Linked DNA regions of Mus musculus: regions 2 and 3 are each linked to region 1. The links are chromatin loops, found by intact Hi-C in ENCODE. Cell type or tissue: heart. All regions are shown on one strand. Each heading gives the region's core, and the rest is flanking DNA. Links, peaks and the distances in the headings are about the cores only. Region 1 holds the start of Nras (neuroblastoma ras oncogene). Region 2 overlaps Dennd2c (DENN/MADD domain containing 2C). Region 3 holds the start of Sike1 (suppressor of IKBKE 1).

The links. Hi-C counts contacts between places; a loop is a spot of excess contacts. Peaks named below come from ENCODE experiments on the same cell type or tissue, not always from the same donor. Only the 100,000 strongest peaks of a DNase experiment are listed, where the experiment ranks them.
Region 2: a loop joins it to region 1, with 2.5 times the contacts of the local background. A loop is called at or near these places in 8 of 42 quality-filtered maps.
Region 3: it touches region 1 in a loop (8-fold over the local background); 4 of 42 quality-filtered maps call a loop at or near these places.

Annotation. Positions count from the first base shown.
Region 1 is chr3:103,054,904-103,062,057 of GRCm38, reverse strand. Csde1 (cold shock domain containing E1, RNA binding) reads right to left here. Exons shown (of 19, transcript NM_001161854.2): 17 at 6,546-6,709; 18 at 5,581-5,713; 19 at 3,872-5,172. The coding sequence ends at 5,125. Nras (neuroblastoma ras oncogene) reads right to left here and starts at 3,773. Exons shown (of 7, transcript NM_010937.2): 1 at 3,618-3,773; 2 at 3,026-3,153; 3 at 1,679-1,857. The coding sequence starts at 3,136. In heart, for the core only: no CTCF peak of the experiment used is centred there; a DNase peak (open chromatin) is centred at 3,757; H3K4me3 peaks cover 1,750 bases; H3K27ac peaks cover 1,502 bases.
Region 2 is chr3:103,149,731-103,156,884 of GRCm38, reverse strand. Dennd2c (DENN/MADD domain containing 2C) reads right to left here. Exons shown (of 19, transcript NM_001384113.1): 9 at 4,483-4,592; 10 at 3,179-3,248; 11 at 2,320-2,397; 12 at 705-845; 13 at 1-83. Among named protein-coding and RNA genes, the nearest start is that of Bcas2, 18 kb to the left of the region's middle. In heart, for the core only: a CTCF peak has its summit at 2,923 (motif pointing right); no DNase peak of the experiment used is centred there.
Region 3 is chr3:102,991,464-102,998,617 of GRCm38, reverse strand. It overlaps Sike1 (suppressor of IKBKE 1), which reads right to left and starts at 2,878. Exons shown (of 5, transcript NM_025679.3): 1 at 2,651-2,878; 2 at 2,357-2,462; 3 at 1,233-1,375; 4 at 15-128. The coding sequence starts at 2,809. In heart, for the core only: no CTCF peak of the experiment used is centred there; DNase peaks (open chromatin) are centred at 1,367 and 2,897; H3K4me3 peaks cover 1,749 bases; H3K27ac peaks cover 1,677 bases.

The DNA of each region.
Region 1 (7,154 bases), core at 1,491-6,490:
TTAAAAGTACAGAAAGTAGAGCTTATGGATTCTAAATAACTTAAGATACGTAACACTAAGAAAATTCTAGCCGGGTGTGGTGGTGCATGCCTTTAATCCCAGCACTCAGGAGGCAGAAGCAGGCAGATTTCTGAGTTTGAGGCTAGCCTGGCCTACAGAGTGAGTTCCAGGACAGCCAGGGCTTTACAGAGAAAACCTGTCTCAAAAAATTAAAAAAACAAAAAAACCAAAAAAAAAAACCTCCCTCAAGGCTGGAGAGATGGCTCAGGGATTAAGAACACTGTCTACTCTTTCAGGTGACCCAGGTTCAATTGCTAGTACCCACACAGGGCCCCAGACATCTATAACTCCAGTTCTAAGGCATCTGGAACCCTCCTCTGGCCTCCTTGAGCACCAGGCCCATGTGTGCATAGACATAGCAAAACAACGCGTACCCAGAAATAAAACTAAATCTTCTTAAAAAAGAATACCTCCCCCATAAAGTTGCCAAGAGTAAACAAATTCATACATATTCAGAACAGTGTCTGACCCATTGTGTATACTTTGTAAGTCTGCCAACACCTCGTGCGCCACTACGCCCGGCTGATGGAGGTATTCTTATAATAAATTCAGAAACACAGAGACACACAGATTTAGTATTTTGTCCTAAAGTTACTTAGCTAATTAATAACAGAGCCATGTTTTAACTTTGACAGTGACTAAAGATAGAATGCTGCTGTAAGAGAGAGAGACCCAGTGTTTTGGGGGTCTACCTCTGCTATATGGATGGGCAGTGGTGGTGCATGCCTTTAATCCCAGAACTGGGGAGGCAGAGGCAGAGGCAGGTGGAGCTCTGTGAGTTCAAGGCTAGCCTGATCAAAGAGTTCCAGGCCACACAAAGAAACCCTGTCTTTAAAACCAGACCAAACTTAAACAAACAAACAGAAAAATCACAACAACTCTGAAAATCTAACACCTCTGAACTCAGAATATTGGCTGGGAGTGTTGGCATATACCTATAAAGTTAGCACTTGGAAGGCTGAGGCCAAGTGCTAAATTCAAGGTAAGTCTGGGATACATAGCAACATCCTGTCTCAAAAATGTAAAATGAGTAAGAATGTTGTACTAAAATCCTTAGGGCCCAAATAGCTCTGAAACTCACCAGTTCTCTGAGAAGTCTTACTGTTACTCTGTAGCAGACCCCATTTCCCGAGTAGTACCGTGACAGTACACCACACACTCAGTGAAAATCAGATTCTTCTCTTTTTCTTTCTTTTGTTTTTTGAGACAGGGTTTCTCTGTGTAGCCCTGTCTGTCCTGGAACTCACTCTGTAAACCAGGCTGGCCTCGAACTTAGAAATCCGCCTGCCTTTGCCTCCTGAGTGCTGGGATTAAAGGTGTGCACCATCACTGCCTAGCAGATTCTTTTTAATATTTGGGGTTTAAAGATGGTCCATGGGCAAAGGCGCCTGCTAACTAAGCCAAGATGCCCAGGCCCTAAGGAGGGAGCTTTTATTAGCTGTCTTCTGCCTCCCATGGCACATATCTGCTGTTGCACTTGTTCTGGCCTCCACAAAACAAAACAAAACAAAACAATATCACCAAAATGTTAAAAAGTTGTATGTTTCCTAAGTCCATATACTTTAGTATAGTTTCAGAGCACATACAAATTTTTTGTTTCAGAAAATATCCCCAGTACCTGTAGAGGTTAATATCTGCAAATGATTTGCTATTATTGATGGCAAATACACAGAGGAACCCTTCGCCTGTCCTCATGTACTGGTCTCTCATGGCACTGTACTCCTCTTGTCCAGCTGTGTCCAGTATGTCCAGCAGGCAGGTCTCACCATCAATCACCACTTGCTTTCGGTAAGAATCCTGGGAATATGAAAGAGTGAGGAGGTGGTGGTGGGGGGGACAAGGACAGGCTCAATCTTTATTTAAAACCAGAGAAATGTAATTAACCAGGATGAATACGCCTACCTATGTGATTTACCCTCAACCCGCTAACAGTAGCATGAATAGCAAACAAACATACACATACATAATCACACGCATGCATGCACACATGACATAAGGGCAGGTGAATTTATATCTGTGAGTTCAAGTCTCAGGCCAGCCAGGGTAGTGCAGTGAGACCCTGTTTCAAAAAAAAACAAAACAAAAACAAAACCAGCCTGAGTTATGAGGTTAAGACAAAAACAAAAAACAAACAAACAATAACAACAACAACAACAAAAACAAAAAACCAAAGAAAACAAAACCACTAATAAAAAATAACAAAACCAGAAACATCTAGTATGGATTTATGGCCAAATTCTTATTTTTATTATATAATAGTCCAAACTTAGAAGACCTTATCTGTGGTTTTGGAAATGTGCTTATATTTTGTTTCATGAATATATTAAAATGTAACCTGTGTAGACATCTGAATTTAACTAACATTCCTGTGTGTTAGAACAGGTTTACACATGAAAAAAATATTTGGTTTTTGTAAACAGGGCCTCAGTAAGTAGTTCAGGCAAGCCTAGAAATTGAAACCTCCTCCCTCAGCCTCTTGAATGCTTACAAATTGGACTTATACATACCTGCACCATTAATCCCAGGGAAGTGATAGAAATTTAACGTCATATAGAAATATGAGACTTGTAAGGATTTAGGTGATTTTCCTCAATATCCGTAACTAAATTGTGAAGAAATTCCTAGATACAATGACTCAAAATCTCAACTTGTTTCTACCCCAACTCAATCTGGACTAGATCAAAAATGACAACTTCAGACTATCCAGAGCTCTGAGTTCTCTATCCTCACTGTATGATCGCCTACAATCTTTTTCCTTGTGACCTACGTTTCTATTAAAGAGCTGTGACATAAAGAAACAATGAAAACTGTGTTCTTTTAAAAGGAAATCCTCAGTAAGCACGAACTTGTTTACTGCTTTTTTGGAATACCTCCTTGCTTTCTCTTCTCTTTACTTTCAAAGAGCCGTTATGGGCAAGAGAAAGCCCAAAGTGAGGATAAGGGCCAGGCAGGGGCTGGGCCTCACCTCTATGGTGGGATCATATTCATCCACAAAGTGGTTCTGGATTAGCTGGATCGTCAAGGCGCTTTTCCCAACACCACCTGCTCCAACCACCACCAGTTTGTACTCAGTCATTTCACACCAGCAAAAACCTGTAGAAAAGCAGCAATTACGATTAAACTGGCAAACCAAACCTACAATACTTCAAGGGCTTCTATGAGTTTACCAAACTCTTCTGTTTCTAAGGCACCCATTCGATACACGTGGCCTTCCACTAAGTTCTCAAAGTGATTCAGAAACATAGCATTCCTTGCAGATGAGTGCGGGCCAGATTATTGGATTAAAGACCAGCGACTATTTTTTCAATCTACTCGGCCCCGCCCTCAGTTTACGGGAAAAGAACCCCCCTCTTCCAATTCCTGCAAACCCAAGCTCTGGGGTCCGCCTGGCACAACCACTTCCCGAAACTCCCCTTTCCGGCTCCGAAAATCACCCCAGAGCCAGCCAGAGTCCCCCACCCAAGCCTTTGTTTCAGCTCGCCAAGTCTCCGCGTCTCCCCGCCCCGCCAGGCGTTCACACGCTGAGAAGTCCGACGCCAGGCAGGCCGGAGCTTTACCTCAAACTCCGCAGACCCCGCCTCGGGAGGCTTTTGGACTTCAACCTGAGAAGCTGTTGGAGACCCCGAAACCGCCATGAACAGCCCCCGCCAGGGAGCGGCACTTCCGGCCCCACCCGCTACGTAATCACTAGGCGCCCAAGGCGCCCCAGTCCCCGCCCCAGCCACGTGGGCCGACGACTAGAGTCTTGCAGCCGGCCGCACCCAGTCCAGCCCCGCCCCGCCCCCATTTCAATAATGAAAGCGCTAGGTGCTAGTGTCTCAAAAATCAGTAAAACTTTATTCGCTTCCATTCTTTCGCCATTAACATAAAACCGGAGAAAGCAAAAATGTTTTGTGTTTACAAAGATAAACGGCCTCTTTACCCAGAGTTCAAAACCTCAAATGACAACGGGGAAGATGAAAGCGCCCTCCCCGACAACCCCTGAGCTGACCCTTGTCATTGTTAGACAAAAAGCCTTCACTCCACTTGCCAGGGACCCTGTTTGGGGCCAATTCAAGATGAAGGCCGAGAAATCAGGCCAATCCGTTCCCGTGATACAAAGTTGAACAGAAGCTACACCAAGGATCAAGTGCCTGTATTGAACAGGGCACTGGAACCACGGGGCTATTTATTAAAAAAAACAGGATTCATTTCAGGCACAACTTTTTTATTATTATTATTTTTTTGTTCATTTTGTTTTTAAATCAGTAAAAGAAACTGGGTCCTAGAAGCTGCAGTGATCTAAGCAGCAGCAATTTTGTGCATTCGTCTTTTGTTTAAATATGTTTAAATTATCACACTGCTGGCACACTTCATTTGCATGAAATTCTGCACCACACATACTAATTGTAGTAAAGTTATTTACCCCCCCCATCCCAGGAAGAAAAAAAAAAAAAAACTACTCGGGAAGATAATTTTCACTGAAATGTAATCAAACTTCGTTAAGTGGATTGTGACAAGATTATAAATGATATGAAAATAACATTTTAACATTTGGCCATCAACTTAAGAATATCGTTTGCTATATAAATTTTTGCAATTTTTAAAGGTAATATATTCTACCTTCATATGGTCCTCAGAATTAAAGCATAATGAACAGGGAAAAAATAGGAAAAGAATGCAGCTGAGTGTTAAGTCATGAAGGTAGAGTATATACTGACTAGAGTGCAGAATTTCATAGGGCCAACAAAGTAACAGTCTGCATTGTTCACTTACACAGGCCAAGTGGAATTTGCAATTACCAGTTGCGTTAAATGCACCAAATAAAGCTCCTAAATTGACACTATAAGGCGCCACCTTTAAGTTTTCCAGGCTGCAACTGTGCATAATTTTAAAATGGTTTCTTAAATTTATTTATTTTTTTCTTTAAACATAACACGAGGAAGGTGTTAAAACTGGTGTAATAGCTCAATAGAATAAGTATTCCAGATTTTGGGAGGGATGAAGAGAAAGATATTCAGAACCCTTCACCAGAATCCCCCCAACTCGACCATAGTGAATTAATGATGTGCTTTGTGGACGTGGTTAGTCAATGACACCAGCTTGACGGATCTTTCTTTCTGCACCAAATCCCTATGAAGAAATATAACAGTTAATGATTTGAGTGTATTGACAATCACAACATACAATTCTAAAATCAACTATGAAAGTATTTATCATATCCACTACCAATTCTCTCCTAAGAGTAAGAAACTTATTAAATAGAATATACCAAGAAATGCACTTCTTGGTGTAATCAGTTATCCTACCATGGGCAAAGCAGAGAGTGGGGAGTTCAAGGCCACTCTAATCTACATATGAGACCCTATCTCAAAACGGAAAGAAGTGCTTCTTATAGAAAGCATCTACTCTATTAGGGTCTGAATTAATGTGTTAGGGAGTCCAAATTAGTGATAAGCAACCCTTGCTTGCTTCACTAACTTCTTTAAGCTCAAGTAAGATTATTAGTTGACCTCCCTCACATCCCTAATGAAATCATACCATTGAGTTATCTGGTCCCCTTGGCTGACGAAGAACCATTAGACGTGGAGCACTGGCATCATCCAGGGTGATGTTCTTTAGGCGATTGACCAACCGGTCAGGTCGAGGAGCTGCAACAGCTTTGGGGCCTTCACTGTAAGAGTGAAAGTGAGAAGAACCAACAATTGCTGGGAAGAAGGCAAGCAGTTGTATGTTCCCTACCCAAATGACTCACTTTTAATGAGGGAGACTCTTCTTGCCTCATCTTAGCTAGCAAGACAAGACAGACAAGTTTATATATACTTCCCAGCTCAGAGTTTCAACAGCATTGGAGCTATAAAGAATCCTAGACTTGTCAACAGAGAGACTAATTCCAGATACACAAAACAAGGTAAAAGATGTTAAAAAAAAAAAATCTTGAAAAAAAGCCAAATATGAAGAAATAGGTCTAGATTCCTATCTCTTAAAGGAACAATGTTGAGATTAAAAACCTAATAGCATAAGTTAGAATGACTAAGGTATAAAACTGAGACCTATCTCAAACATTTCAGCAGCACAAAGTCTAAAAGTGAGTAGACAGAAAGAGCGAGCCAATAAGCTAAACTCTTAAGTACAAGGATCATATAACCGTTTAGTATTTAAGCTACAGCACACACAGTGCTAACGCATCATAGTACCTAAGTGTTTCTCAGGTCAGGGTTATAGGACTCAAAGCCAGACAATAAATACCAGAGATAGAAAAATAGATATGGTGGCACATGGCAGCAAGCTGAAAGTAAGGTAAGTCACGGATATAAAACTGAGACCTATCTCAAACAAAGCAATGACTAGCAGAAAAAGACAAAATTAGATAGAGATAGAAGTGTAAAATAGTTCCTACTAAACCCAGCCAGAGGAGAGTGGCAAAGAAAGCACAGAATGCATGAATGAGTGAGGGATGAACTCAGAGCAGTTATTTCCAACCATAATAAACCATAGAAACTCACCAGACTCGCCAGACATTACAGGCACTGCACTTCCCAGTGCGCTGATTAAGGATCACTGAGAATTCCACCTCATCTCCTGCCTGTAGCTCAACGCCATCCTGAACTTCTTTCACATGGAAAAAGAGCTTCTTGCTATCTCCTACTTCATAGTTAATAAAGCCAAACTGGAAAAAGAGCACACACAAAACAAAATTTACAATGGAGAACACATACCACAGAAAGGAAGAGCAATTCACTTTGAAAGATAATGCTAACCCTAATTAGAAAGGACTTAGAAAACATGGCATTACTAATGATGAGCTAAATTCAGCTGGTGTATGATAGAATTCATCAGGAAAGTCATACCTCTGAAACAACTGCCATTCATTCTATTCTAAGCATGACTAAGACAATCCCCACCAAGTGACATTATTAATAATCACACTTATTTTCTCCTCACTAATGTTGTTACTTTATCCCTTGTCCCAAAGCAATAAAGTCTAAAAAACTGAGACATCCATGAAAGTTTAAATGCCAGTACTCAAGAGGGTGAATTCCAGATCAGCCAAAACAGCATAGAGAAACCATGTCTTAAAAATAAACAAGTAAGCAAGCAAGCAAGCAAGTAAA
Region 2 (7,154 bases), core at 654-5,653, 96 kb before region 1:
TGACGCACACTCAAGCATTTGAAAAGGCATTCAAAGTCCACATGTTCCAGGCGTGAATCGAGTGGTCGGCAGAGTTCAATTGACTGAAAGACAAGGGAAATCCAAGAGCTGATGCTGGACCTTACCCTCAAACGGCAGCATTAACCGACCATCTTGCTCTTTCTCTAGTCTGAAAACGTCTGTTACTTTGGGCCAGGTAGGGTAGGGTGGCGCACTTCTAATTCATTAAATCCTAGTACTCAAGAGGCACAGGCAGGTGGATCTCTGAGATCGAGTCCAGCCTGGACTACAGAGAGTTCTAGGACAGCTAGGGCAACAAGTGATACCGTGTGGTGATCAGGGGGAGGTGTGGCACAAAGGGTTTATGAAGCTGCTGTTAAGTTCTGGTAAAAATAATTTCATTTGATAAATACATATATATATACGTGTGTGTGTGTGTGTGTGTGTGTGTGTGTGTGTGTGTGTGTGTGTGAGATTTATCATGTTGAGACTGCCACTAGAGAGGGACCCAATCTATGTAAGGTAGGAAACCTGGGGCCGAGGATCAACTAACTACCTCACATATTCACTCAGTGTTTCTAGGAAGTAACACCCATTCCCTTGCAAGGTAAAAACAATTCCTCCATGAACAAGCTCCTGGCAACTGTACCAGTCGCTGCAAGGCTGGCTTTGAAGTGGCTACTTCAGGGGATGAATTTACTTACCTCATCTCCAGCCCCAGGGAGGTAGCTCTTAACTGTGATGGTGCGGCCAGGAGCTGGGAAAGGGGCTTCCATGACACTTCGCATGAATGGGTACACAAGGGCTGGAGACATCTCTCTCCTCTTCTCTACTTCATCCAGGATCTGCATATGTGCATGCACACAGACCAACAAACACACCCCACAGTTTATTAAGGCCTCAGACCAGAAACAAAGAAATCCTCCTATAGATAAATTACAGCAGTAGAGTCAAAACAGACAGACAGACAGGCTCTGCGACTCTGAAAGCTCAAGGATACATATCCTGAGGACACCCCAAAATTATGTAAGTCAACTTATTTAGAAACTATTTTTTCTTTTAAAAAAAATAATTTTATTACACTTATTGATTGTGGGTGTATATGTGTGTGTGCGAGTGTGTGTGTGTGTGTGTGTGTAGGTATGGCATGCCATAGCTTAAGTGTGGAAGCCAGAAGATAACTTGTAGGAGTTAGCTGTTCCCTTTTCACTGTGTAGGTCCTGGGATTGGACTCAGGTTTTTGGGCTTGGTAGCAAGTGCCTTTACCGGGTAGCCATCTCAGCAGCTTCTAGAGACCATTTTTATTTCACTAACAGGCAAAGAATAACAGTGACAATGATATCCTGTAAACTGGGTCTAGAGAAAAGCAAGGTAAGATATACTTCAGGATATGATTTTTAGAACTATGAGTTTGGGGGACTGGAGAGTTGGCTCCGTGGTTAAGAGCACTTGTTACTCCTGTGAACCTGGGTCAGTTCCCAACACTCACATGGTAGCTCACAACCAGCTAAACTCCACTCTCAGGGGATCTGATACCTTCTGGCCCCATGGGCACCATGTATACATGTTGTATACAGACATGCGTGCAATCAAAACACCAGGCGCACAAAATAAACATAAATCTTTAGAAGAAAAAACCCAAGCTGGTGACCGAGTGCACACCTTTAATGCCAGCCCTCACAGAAGCAGAAGGAACTCTGTGAGTGTGAAGCCAGCCTGGTCTACAAAGCAAGGTCTGGGATAGCTGGGAAACCCTTTTACACAGTGAAACCCTGTCTTGAAAGGTGGAGGAAGAAAGAAAGAATGAAAGAGAGAGGGAGAGAGGGAGAGAGAGAGAGAGGAAGAGAGAGAAAGAGAGGGAGAGAGAGGGAGAGAGAGAGGGAGAGGGAGGGGGAGGGGGAGAGGGAGAGGGGGAGAGAGCACCAGACCCAGGCATTTTTGCAAACTAAAACCATTATGGAGGAATCTGGTCAGTTTAAGCCTTCAAGCCTATGGGTTATTATTCTTGCACTGTTAACTGTGTTAGGAGAGGGACACACATGTCACAGCACACATGTAGGGAGAGGACAGGTTGCTTCTTTCCCTCCAGCATGTGGGTTCCAGGAGTCAAGCTCAGGCCATCAGCCTTGATGCAGAGTTCCTTTACCTGCTGAGCCATCGTGAGAGTCTGAGCCTGTGGCTCTTCACCCATCAGAGGGTACTTTTCAAGTAGTACATTAAAGTCTGTGCCACTCAGTACTCTCCAGTGAAGCCGGCAGCAATAAAACGGCCTCAGACCTAGAGGGCCATCACTCTCCCACAGATACTCGCTTCACTCACCTTTGAGAAAAGATTGAAGCAGCCCAAGCGACTAACCATGCAGTACACCTCAGGGAGCCGCTTTCCCCTGCCTTCTGGCTGCAAACACACAAAACAAGCAGAGCAAGGGTTCACTAATTTTAACTGTTAATATTTATTTAATAGACCCCTCCTCTGGTGGCTGACACTTGCCCCAGACACTGAAGTCGACAGACTATGAGTGTGCATAGGCTTCTTTTCCTATTGTCAGTGCAGGAGCTGAACCTGTCGTCCTGAGTGACAGTAAAGGGTGGGGAGTACTCAGGAGGAAAGCATGACTCCCCCAGGCTTAGTGACCAAGCAAAAGACAAGACCTAAGATAGAGGACGAGGAACCTGGCTTCTCCCGCCACCTCTCTGGACAGTATTCTTCAAACATTCAATCTCTAGGTTACTTTCTCTACTGCAAAGGAACAAGCCAGTGAAACCCTCAGCCTTTCTATTCTGGATCATTCTATGGCTGACCTTCACCTTGCTCTTACTATGTAAAGCTACCATAATTTCTTTTTTAAAAACTTTACTTTTGTTTGATGTGTACAGGTGTTTTGTCTGCATGTATGTTCCTGTGTGTGCAGTGCCTGTGACATGCCAGAAGAGGGCACCAGATCCCCTGGGACTGGAGTTCTATATTCATAACTGAGCCACCCTTCCCATGGCTGCTGGGAGTGGAAGCTGGGCCCTCTGGAAGACCAACCACCAAGCCATGTCTAGCCCTAATGGAGCTTCTTGGTTGTGCAAATAATTAAGGAACCCTTAAAGTCATGTAGGGACAGTTCTTCTCAAGTTGCTAGCTGGTCTTTCTTGTTCCTTAACCAACTTTGTGGCACCAATCTGGAACTCACCAAAAGCTTCTTACAGTAGCCAAACCACCGGCTTCCATCTTCTCCAGTCAGCACGAAGGAGAAGGTTTCACTGAAAACAAAATGAAACACAGCTGCTTAAGGCATTCACTGAACAAGTAAAAGGAGACATTTGTGATCTAGGAGGCAACAGAAATAGCCATTGATCTCAAGTCATATTCACCTGCAGAGGGCCCGGCCTTGTCCTGGTAAGTGAGTGAGTATGGCACAAGCTGTTGGTATTGCTCTCCCCCTTTTCTTATTTACGCTCATTAGCTACTAATCAATCCTGTTTCCCTTTTGTTGAACATGTAATTTAGCCAAACATACAGGTAAGCAAGCTGTAAAGGGTCTTGATAATGTCATTTTCTCCCTTGCAAATTCTTCGGTTTGGTTCTGAGGCCATATGGAACAGTGATAGAAAAGACCATATCCTGGGCTGGGAAGATGGCTCATTGGATAAAGTGCTTGGCACACTAGTAAGACCTGGATACAGACCTGCAGGTCTATACCAAGCTGCATGCAACAACATCTGTAATCTTAGCTCCCTACAGTGAGATGGGAGGCAGACAAGAGAATCGCCAAAAGGGGGATTAAGGCCAGCTAGCTTGACATAAACAGTGGAGACAAGAAACCCTGTCTCAAACAAGACAGAGGCAAAAACTGACACAATGTTGTCCTTTGTCCTCCACACAGGAGCATGCATGTCAACCCTCTGTGTACATGTGAGTACAGAGCAGAGGCATGGAATCCTCCTGAACCTGGTAGTACAGACAGCTCTGAGGCACTGGACCAAAGGTCCTGGGACCCACACGCAGGTCCTCTGCAGAAGTACTTGTTCTTAACTACTGGGCCATTCCCCCGTCCCACAAAATCCTTTAATGCTTCAGTTACCCACATCTATTAGGCTGAGGTCTCCCTCTGTACAAGACCCACAAAGAAACACCCTACACAGGAACACAGAATCTGGGCTGTGGCTTTTTCTGACAACTTAAAGGAGAAATACGACAACTACAATTGTTCTGCTTCACTGTTTCTAGGTTTAACCCAGTTATTTTGGGCCATTATCTAACTGAAGGTGATGTGGACCCATTTTGAAGGATTGGTAAACTAAGGGTATTCGCAAATTTGCTTCTCCTTACACTGAAATCAATGCTTTTCTTTCCTGAGCTCTAATTCCTCCCCAGCCCCAATGAAGCTTGCTCTGCAGTGGTCACTCATGTGGCTCCCTGCTCCTGACTCTACCCGTTTGTCAGAGATGGACTCTGTACACAGTTCCAGCAAACGGCCATCAGGAGCTGACTTACCTCTTGAGTTCTAAGGTTGGTGCGCTGTCCTCTGAATCAGGAAAACAAAACCTGGGGATGACTTTGAGCCTTTCCTCAGTGTCTTTGGACTGCTTGTAGCCATGGTCACCCTGAGAGAGAGCAGCACAGAACATCAACCTATGAAAACGGAGAGCAGAAGCTAACAAGCCTCAGCCTGGTCCTGGCGCAGCCCGAGAGAGTTTCTCTCAGGGACACTTGCGCTGCTTTACAATACAGAGGACTGACAGCACCCTAAGAATAAAGAACCCCACGAGCAGACTGAGCCAGCGAAGACCCCATAACCCAGGGTAAGGCAGAGAGTGCTGAAGTTTCTCATCCAGAAGAGCAGCTGGACTCAGTTCTCAGCCTGGTGGGAGGCCGGTGTTTTATGAATCATGGAATTTAAGATAAATAAAAATCCCTTCTATTATACAGCAAAAACCTAGCCAGCTGAAATCATTATCTGATTAATAATCAGAGATGTTTAGAAAAGGCAGATAAATGTTATTTAGAGGTACTATTTTTAAATGTTGCCCTGTATATAATCATTCCCTTAGCTTTGCTACCTAATTATAGGGTTGTGACTTCCTGTAAATTTTCAGCACAGAAGACTCTTACAAAAGTGTGGTATGAGTCTGATCTGGTGCTGTCCACCTATAGCCCAGGTTTTCGGAGGTGGAAGCAGGAGAATTAGGAATTCAGGGCTAACCTTGGCTACAGAGAAAGCTCAACGTGAGCCTGGGATGCACAAGACCCTGTTTCAAAACAACAAAAAAGTGATACTGTACTTCAAAAGGCAGTCTAAATTCAGTTAAATGAAAGGACATGAAAAGAAATGAGTAGAACTATCTATAAAAAGCAGCACAGAAATCTCATTGGGATACAGCTTTTAAGAGAATAAATCAAAGTTTTGAATTCTTTTTAAAAAAATGCACATATTCTCTGCCATGGAGTTCTGCTCTGAAAGCTCAGCTCCCAGAGCCCCTGCCTAGCAAGCGAGTGGGCTCAAGCCCAGCACCACACGTGAAAAAAGCACCTAACACATTTTGTTAGTGGTGACACGGTATGTTCACAGTCATCACAGGTGTTCCACAAACAATCCAGACAGGGCTCCACGGGGCTCTCTCCATCCCTCCAACTGACAGCACCCGGGGCACAAAAACAGCAAGCAATCTACCTGGGGGCATTTGTTTTATTTTTAATTCTGTGTATGCCTGTGTGGCTGTGCATATGAGTGCAGTTGTCTGCGGAGGCCAGAGAAGAGCATTGGATTCTTGGGTGGTGGAGGACCAGTGGTTGTGAGCCACCTGACATGGGTGCTGGGAACTGAACCCTGGTCCTCTGCAAACACAGCAGTTGCTTTTAACCATTGTGCCACACTTCCAGTCCCACTGAAGGCACTCTTGACACATCTGACCACGTAAGTATACGCTCCTCTGGTACAACATCTATTAATTCAGGCTCAGCTTTGCTATAAAATTAATTAAAGCTTGGGAAGGGGAATGTGAAGGTCTTCCTAAGCTGGACATGGTGGCACATGGTGGCACATACCTGTAATCCTAACACTGGGGAGGCTGAAGCAGAGGGTCATGAGGTCAGGGCTGACCTGAGTTACACAGGGAGTTGAAGTCTAACCTAGATTACAGTGTAAAAATGTTTAAAAGGGAAAAAAGTTCTCTCCAGGCAGGAAATGTGATTACTCAAAGGATATTTCTTTAGATTACAATAGTGTTATCTGACTGCGAATTGCTGAGACATGCACTCCTGTGTAAACTGAAGAACTTTATGAGCACTCTGACTTGTAGAGTTATTCACTATGGGGATGTTGCTAAGGTCCCCTTCTCTCCTGGTTCTTCTTAGAAACACAGTCTTTCCATGTAGCCCAGGCTGGCCTCAAACTTTTGATGTTCCTGCCTCTGCCTCCTAAGTGCCAGGATTACAGGCGTGTCACCATACCTGGCCGTGTTAAGGCCATTTGCAGGAAATGTCTTTTAGATCCCCAGTACAGTTGTACTTCGTCATCTCTGGTGAAACACGCAATTCAGGGTTAGAGAGTCCAGCCCTACAGTGACCAAGCAGTCATCCAAATAAGAGGTATCATTGACCATTGAGGCTCATGTCTAAAAATCCCAGTATATGGGAAGTTGAGGCACAAAGTCAGTCTAAGCTACATACTAAGTTCTAGGACAGACTGGGCTATACAACAGAGCTTTGTCTCAAAACAAACAAACAAACAAACAAACAACCCTAAGAAGTGCTTTGGTGCAAGTAACAAACGGAGAGTGGAGCAGGTGAGCGAGTGCTCTTAAGGGTCCCTCTGCTGAACGCACAGTTCACAGAGACGGTCCTCTGTGCAATGAGTGACAAAAATTAAATATCAAATAAAACATAACTTCAGGGACCAGTGAGCTGGCTCAGCAGGTGCGGATGTTTACTGCCAAGCCTGGTGAGGCAAGGCTTATCCCTAGAAACCTTATGACAGAAGGAGACTAGCTCTCATCTCAAAAACACGTGGACAATAAAAAGTACTCCCAAACTAAACCAACAAAACAGACTAAAAAAGAATACCAAAAGTAAAAGATTAAAACAAAACCTTTGGCCGGGCGTGGTGGCGCACGCCTTTAATTCCAGCACTCGGGAGGCAGAGGCAGGCGGATTTCTGAGTTCGAGGC
Region 3 (7,154 bases), core at 890-5,889, 63 kb after region 1:
AGTGAGAGCCTTACCTCCAGCTGAGCTAGTCTCTCCTGAACCTTACAGAATTGGTTATCGTCCACCTGAACAGCTCTCCGCATCACTGCTCCCATTTCACAGATTCTATCGATCTGACTTTCAATCTCCTGTGAAAATAAGATGAAGAAAAGGTTCCTAGTGATGAAGACCATGGAACGCATGTACAGGAGAATTTTATGTCTATTAAAACCTTGAGAAGTAAGAGTAAGTGGGAAGTGGCTCCCTTTGTACACACTACAGAAGTTACATTGCAATCATACTATATTTCGAGCTATAATAATATCAATCTATCAATCTGTGGCATTTCAAATAATTTCCAATTTTCAAAAGAATGTTTGATATCCAGGGACCAGGTGTGGTGGCATACACGTGTAATCCTAGCCCTTGGGAGGCCTAGGGAGGAGGGTTAGGAGTTAAGAGGCCAGCCTGGGCTAAATGAGACCTAGCTGCAAAAAACAAAACAAAACCCTAAACAAACAAAACACCCACCCAACCAACCAAAAGTAATATAACAGACAACTCAAATATTTAGATATTTAAAACATTCAAATATTTTAAACATTCCATTGCCTAAAACTCCTAACGATAGAAGATGAAACGTGGTGCATCTTTCACTGTAGTAAATAGTTGCTTCCAATTAATTACTACAGTAAAAGCTAAAATAGGGCAAGGAAACACCCTACAAACTGCAAGGTAATTGCTGGCTCCTCCAAGTTAAACAGTGAAGGATCAAAGAGGAGGAACTGCTATAAAACAAAGGAACAAGACCAGCCCTCCCCCCATAACACAGTCTGAGTCATTTGATGAAGTTAGTGACTGCTTGCTATGTGGAAGCGAGGGATAAAATCCGACTCATGCCCTTGGAACTATAAAACTTATGGCTCGATAGAATGTACAACAATCAGCTAAGCAGTCACTGAATGCCTTCAACACTAGCTGGTATCACACTTGCTATGTAGCCCAGGATGGCCTACTCTCAATCTTTCTGTGTCAAGCTGAAAAGAAATCCCTGGTGAGGGAGGTAACTTGACCACTAAAGGATGGAAGAGGCCCTTATCCCCTTCCTTTATTCATGTCTTCACAAAGCCACAGCCAAATTCAGAGTGATTATGAAAATATGCAGAAAGAGGAACACTGTTTTCTGCAAACAAAGGAACGACCCCACGATTTCAGTTCAGTTTATTTACAATTTATTTATCAGTGTTTCTTACTGCAGAGTGAGACTGGTGAGCTTTCAGAACTGGTTCGGCATCCACGGCTTTCTTAGCGACCATTAACTGTAACATCTGTTTCCGGTACTTGCTCATGATCAGTTCCAACGCATCCTGGTGCTCCTCCAAGGAAACCCACAGTTCTAACAACAAAAGCAAACATCTGGACAATGACGTCTAAGACTGGTCTCAAGGCAAACCTCCTAACAGCTGGAGCTCTCAGACACTCCACGGGACACTGGGAATCCAAAGTTGGAAATCAGTATTCAAGCCCACAGACGTGAACAGTGTACCTGAAAACCAACTCTCTAGGCAGTAGAGTCTTGTGCAAATAAAATGGGACGTGTAATCACGAGGCACGGATTTGAATTCAGTTTTCTAATTGACTTCTCAGAAGCAAAAATGAGCTCATTAAAATTAAAAAAAAAAAACTACATTTTGTTGATTTGTGTGAACCACGGCACATGTCGGGTCAGAGAAGAACCCCCAGGAGTCAGTTCTCTCCTTAAACCACGTAGGCCCTTGGAATGGCCTCAGATCCTCCAGCTTGGCAGTTCAGGCCTTCTGGCTGGTTCCAACTGGTGTCTGTGAACCTGTTTCTTAGCTGCATTGTGTAAATACTTGGTCAGGGGCATAGAGTGGAATGGCAGATGTAAAAGGGCTCCATCAGACAACTACCATCCTGCTGTCATCAACAACCCTAAGACTATGTATTTGGGGGACGAAGTTCTAGCCTTCCATCTTGCACAGGAACATTAAAGAAACGTCGATCTTAACTTTAGTGTTCACTCTAATATCGAAATGTTACATTTGGAGACTATGAACTTTAGTTATAGAAGCCTCCATTTGGTATGTGGTCACTCCCCAGCCATCTAACAATTCAACTCTGCTAAACTACTGAATACATCTTTCAAGGTCATCAACCAGGAAGACTTTTAAAAGAGCAATCTAACAGATTTTACTGTTACCAGTTGACCCTTGAAGCACTGATCTAAATATATGTATGCGATGTGCACGCTTGTGAACTGTTCAGGCACTTGTGTAAGAATGTCCAAAGTAGTATTACCAGAAAAAAAAAATCCTAGACACACACACACACACACACACACACACGCCTGACTAACCTCTGTTTTCCTGCTGTAAGTCTCTAATCTGGGTATTCTCTTGAGACAGCAGAATGTGAGGTTTATATTTAGACATGTCCTTCACGTCGGATGCATCCTCTTGATACTGGACAGAAAGACAGACTAAGGCACTGTAAACATGGGCAGGTGCTGCGGAGGAGGCAGCAGTCCCACCCACGACACAGGAAGCTCACACATCCGCCCTGCCCTCCAGACCAAGATAAATCAGGCCGCGCGACCCCACCCACCCGCCCGCAGCGTCCACCCCTGGGCGCGGCTCGGCCCCCGGCCGACCTGCTCGGGTAACACGGCGCCCGCCTCCCGCATCGCCGCCACCCGCCGGTGCAGCGCAGCCGACTGGTCCACCAGCGACTCGGCCGCCGCATCGTGCTCGCGCAGCCGCTCCAGCAGCGTCTTGGCGTCCGTCAAGATCTTCTCGATCGTGCAGCTCATAGTGGCCGAGGAGGCGCGCCGGGCCCGCTAGCCTAGGCGCTTCGCTCAGACCTTACCCGGCCCTGGCTCAGCGCGAATCGCGTCACTTCCGGGTGCACTTTAAAGGCGTGGTGGCATCTCGGTCGGCGCCTGCGCAGAGGTGGACTCTTGGTTACCCTCAGGCTTCGCCACAGCCTTAGCCTTTCTAGGGTGGAGCAGCAGAGGTCGGATTGGTGCCACATCCTGGTTTTTCACGAAGTTATTTCTGTTCCGGTCTTAGTTCAACTTTTCTTCTGGTTTTGATTGATGTAGTTTGTTATTTAGTAATGGGATTGTAACAAACTGATGAAACAGATACTCACCCCCAATAAGTGGTAAAATACACCGGAACCTCTCCTTTCCTCCCTCCCTCCTTCCATTTCTTCTCTTCTTTCTCCTCACCTCCCCCTTTTCCTTTTTTCCTTCCCTCCCTTCTTCCTTTAAACGGTGAGCAGTGTCTGGGAATGACATCTGAGGTTGTCCTTTGACTTCCACAACTGCACTTGTGTATGCAATCAGTTAGATGCACACGCGTGTGCACATACACAAAGGAAAATCTTTCCTTAGTGCAATGTTGGAAGCCTTTTGATTTGGGAGCTATTCTGCTATTCTACAGCACTATGGCTGACTGTGTTTAACGAGTACGGTGGCTGACAGGGAATTCTTTCCTAAAATATTTTTGTCCAAAAGAGTCTAGGACAGTAGAATAGTAGTAATGCTGTGTTTTAAAGAATCATTTTCCCTGTCCTACAGTCTCTTTTATCTTGAGTTCAGATGTAAAGTTTAGAAACACGTGATGTTTGGTGTACTTTTGTGATTTGGGGAAATGCCTATTGTAAAAATTTTACACTTACAAAACTGTGTTAAGAGGTTGCCTCTGGGAAGATGAAATAATTTTCATTCGGAAGGAAAACAACTTTGGGAAAACAGAATAATAGCCTCGAATAAGTTTACAACAAAGACCAGGATATATTTGCAAACGTTTTGTGAGGAGCGTTTCCCAGGACTCTTAGAAATACTTGAGGAGTACACAACCCCCTTGAAGTCACACAGGATGAGGGCTCAGATTATGTGAGCTGGACATTAAGGGGTAAAGATCCCCTCAGTTCTGGAGAAATTGGGGGACACTTGAAGGTTGTACTGGTAGCCCAAATAAACTTACCTAAGGCATGTGGGCATAGGTTAGGACATTAGGAAGGGCTGAAGTGGGGACAAGTTTTCGGTTGCCAGCAGTATAAGTCTCAGGTGAGAAGGGAGGGGCCTCTCCTGATGCTCCCAGCCACCGTGCATGAGAATACCCAACTGTGAACAGGCTAGTTTATTTGTTTCTAACATTTCACTTAGTTTCCCCCCCTTGTCTCCCTGGTATTCTTTAACTCTTAATTCCTTACATTTATATATTGGATTGTAGCTGTTGGGCCCTTGGTCTTGTCTCAAGGACTTGGTGCATGTGCAAGTGTGCAGAGAAACACAGAGAGATAGAGAGAGAGAGAGAGAGAGAGAGAGAGAGAGAGAGAGAGAGAGAGAAGAGAGAAGAGAGATGAAAGAGTGAAAGAGAAGAGAGGAGAAAAGAGAGAGACTAGTACTTTGGGTCTCAAAATGAAGCTATGGTGTTTTGGGATGCTGAAAATGCTTTAAGGTTAGATTGTGCAGATTGTAGAACTCTGGGACTGTAAGCAAAACTACTGAAGAACACACTGTGTAGTGTGGCAGTGGCTGTTAGGGTGATACCTAGGGATACAATGACACACAACTGAAATGCCAGTTCCCTCATGCAGTGCCACACACCCAAGAACTACAGCTCTCTAGTGCATAGAACTCTACATCATTTTTTACTGGTCTTTATTGTCTTGGGATGACCATAAATAGGAGTATAGAAGGGGCAGGGCTTGTGGAAATATGTGGGGACAAAAGGCAGTGATACACTAGACTTTTAATTCTACAGTATAAACCACAGCTGGGAGGTTGTGCACACCTTTGATCTCAACACTCAGGAAGCAGAGGCAATCAGATCTCTTATTTGAGGCCAGCCTGGTCTTTAGAGTGAGTTCTAGGACAACGAAAGCTACACAGAGAAACCCCGCCTCAAAAAAACCAAACCATACCAAAACCCCACTCTAAACAGCAATTTCTATGAACAGAATAAATTTAGCTTTTAATAAATTGGAAAATTGAGTTGGATAAGTTTATTTGCTTACTTTTTTCTTTATAAAACTGTTTGCGGGTCAGCAAGAGGGCTCAGTGGGTAAAGGTGATTGCTAGGATTTACCCATAAATTGTCCTCTGTCCCCAAACCCTTATTAATAAAAAATGCTAAAAAGTAAGATGAGTGCCATTGGTTAGCAGATAGAGGCTCTTGCATACAGGCTGACTGCCTGAGTTTGACTCCTGGATCCCACATGTTGTTAGGGAAGAATTATGCGCAGGAGTTGTCCTCTGACCTCCACACAGGCACCTAGCACTCTATTTCTCTCCTCTCTCTCCCCCTCCCTCTCCCTCCCTTCTCCTTCTTCCTCCCATACCCCTCCCTCTTTCCCTCTTACTTTCTCTAAATAAATAAAAAGCCTTTAAAACAGTGAGTAGTCTCTGTGTATGTGGAACGCATTGGCAGGGTTATGACGTCAGCTATGCTATTTCCATGGGGCCCATCAGGGACTGTGTGGGTGAATTCCTCTCTGGATGGTTGCCATTGTTTCCGCAAGGCTTCAGGATTGTCAGTATTCTTAGTAAAGTTTAAGGAATGTCAAGTGACTCCCACACAATGTCAGCATTTTGGGTATCATCAGACATTTTTTTTTTTCCTTTAAAAAGTAAAAGAGGGATTTTTCTGGTTGATTTGACTTAATGTATCATCTTTATTAAGTAGAATAAAAACAGGGCTGTCGAGAAGACTTGGAGGGTAAAGGCTCTTGCTGCTGAGCCTGACAACCTAAATTCAATCCTGAGACCAATGTGATTGGAGAGAACTTGGATCTGCAAGCTGTCCTCTAACCTCAACATGCACTTTGTGGCATGTCCCCACCCCCTGCCCCACATGGGAAAAATTAATACAATTAAATTGAGCATATCCACCCAACGCACCTAAGTACCTTTACATTTTTATTTTTTATTTTTACATGTTATGTGTTTGAGTGTTTCAGTTGTATGCATGGAAGTGCACTTGTGCATGCAGTATGGCCAGAGCAAAGCCAGAAGAGGGCATCAGATCCCCCTTGCAACTGGAGTTACTGACAGCTGTGAGCTGCTTTATGGTGCTAAGAACTGAATCTGAGTCCTCTGCAACAGCAGCTAGCGGCTATAACTGTTGAGGCTCATTTGTTTGTTTGTTTGTTTTACAAGACAGGGTTTCTGTGTGTGTGTGTAGCTCTGAATGTTCTGGAACTCACTCTGTAGACCATGCTAGCCTCAAAGTCAGAAATCCACCTTAAGAATGTTAGGAATAAAGGCATACACTACGACCACTACCTGGCTGTTGAGGCATCTTTCCATCCCCCAAAGTATCTTACCGTCATCATCACCACCACCCCCACCCCACCCCCATCATCACAGCAATACTGGATATTCATTGGCTGTTTGTGTTTTAGGCATGGGCAAACAGCTACAGGTATTACTTTAGTCTTCACAGAGTTTTATCAAATGAACACCAATAGCCAGGTATGGAGGTGGACATCTTTGATCTCAGCACTCAGGAGGCACAGGCAGGCAGATCTCTGTGAGTTCAATGCCAGTTTAGTTTACAAAGTGAGTCCAGGACAACCATGGCTACATAGAGAAACCCTGTCTTGAAAAACAAACAAAACCAAAATAAAACAAAACACAAAGATGCATAGATTATATTTTAAAATTCTCCAATTTTTAAAAATTTAGTAATGAGCCGGGCGTGGTGGCACACGCCTTTAATCCCAGCACTCGGGAGTCCGAGGCCAATGAGTTCAAAGTGAGTTCCAGGACAGCCAGGGCTATACAGAGAAACCCTGTCTCGAAAAACCAAGAAGAAAAAATTTAATAATGGTAATTTTTTAAATAACAAATAACTAATTTTTATTCTTTCTATTCCTATGTGTTGGGAACTGAGCTTAGAACCTCATAGGTTCTAGGCACATGCTGTATCACTCAGCTATACTCCCTGCCTACGACTTAACATCTAAAAGAGAGAAGAACCCAGACGTGGTAGAATATGCCATGTCTGTACTTGGGAATCAAGTACTTGGGAGACCTAGGTAGGAAGATCATGTGCCTATGACCAGTCTGGGTCACACTTGAGTTAGAGGCTGGTCTAGGCTATATCAAGACCTCAGCTCAAAATAAATGTAACCAACCAGCCAAC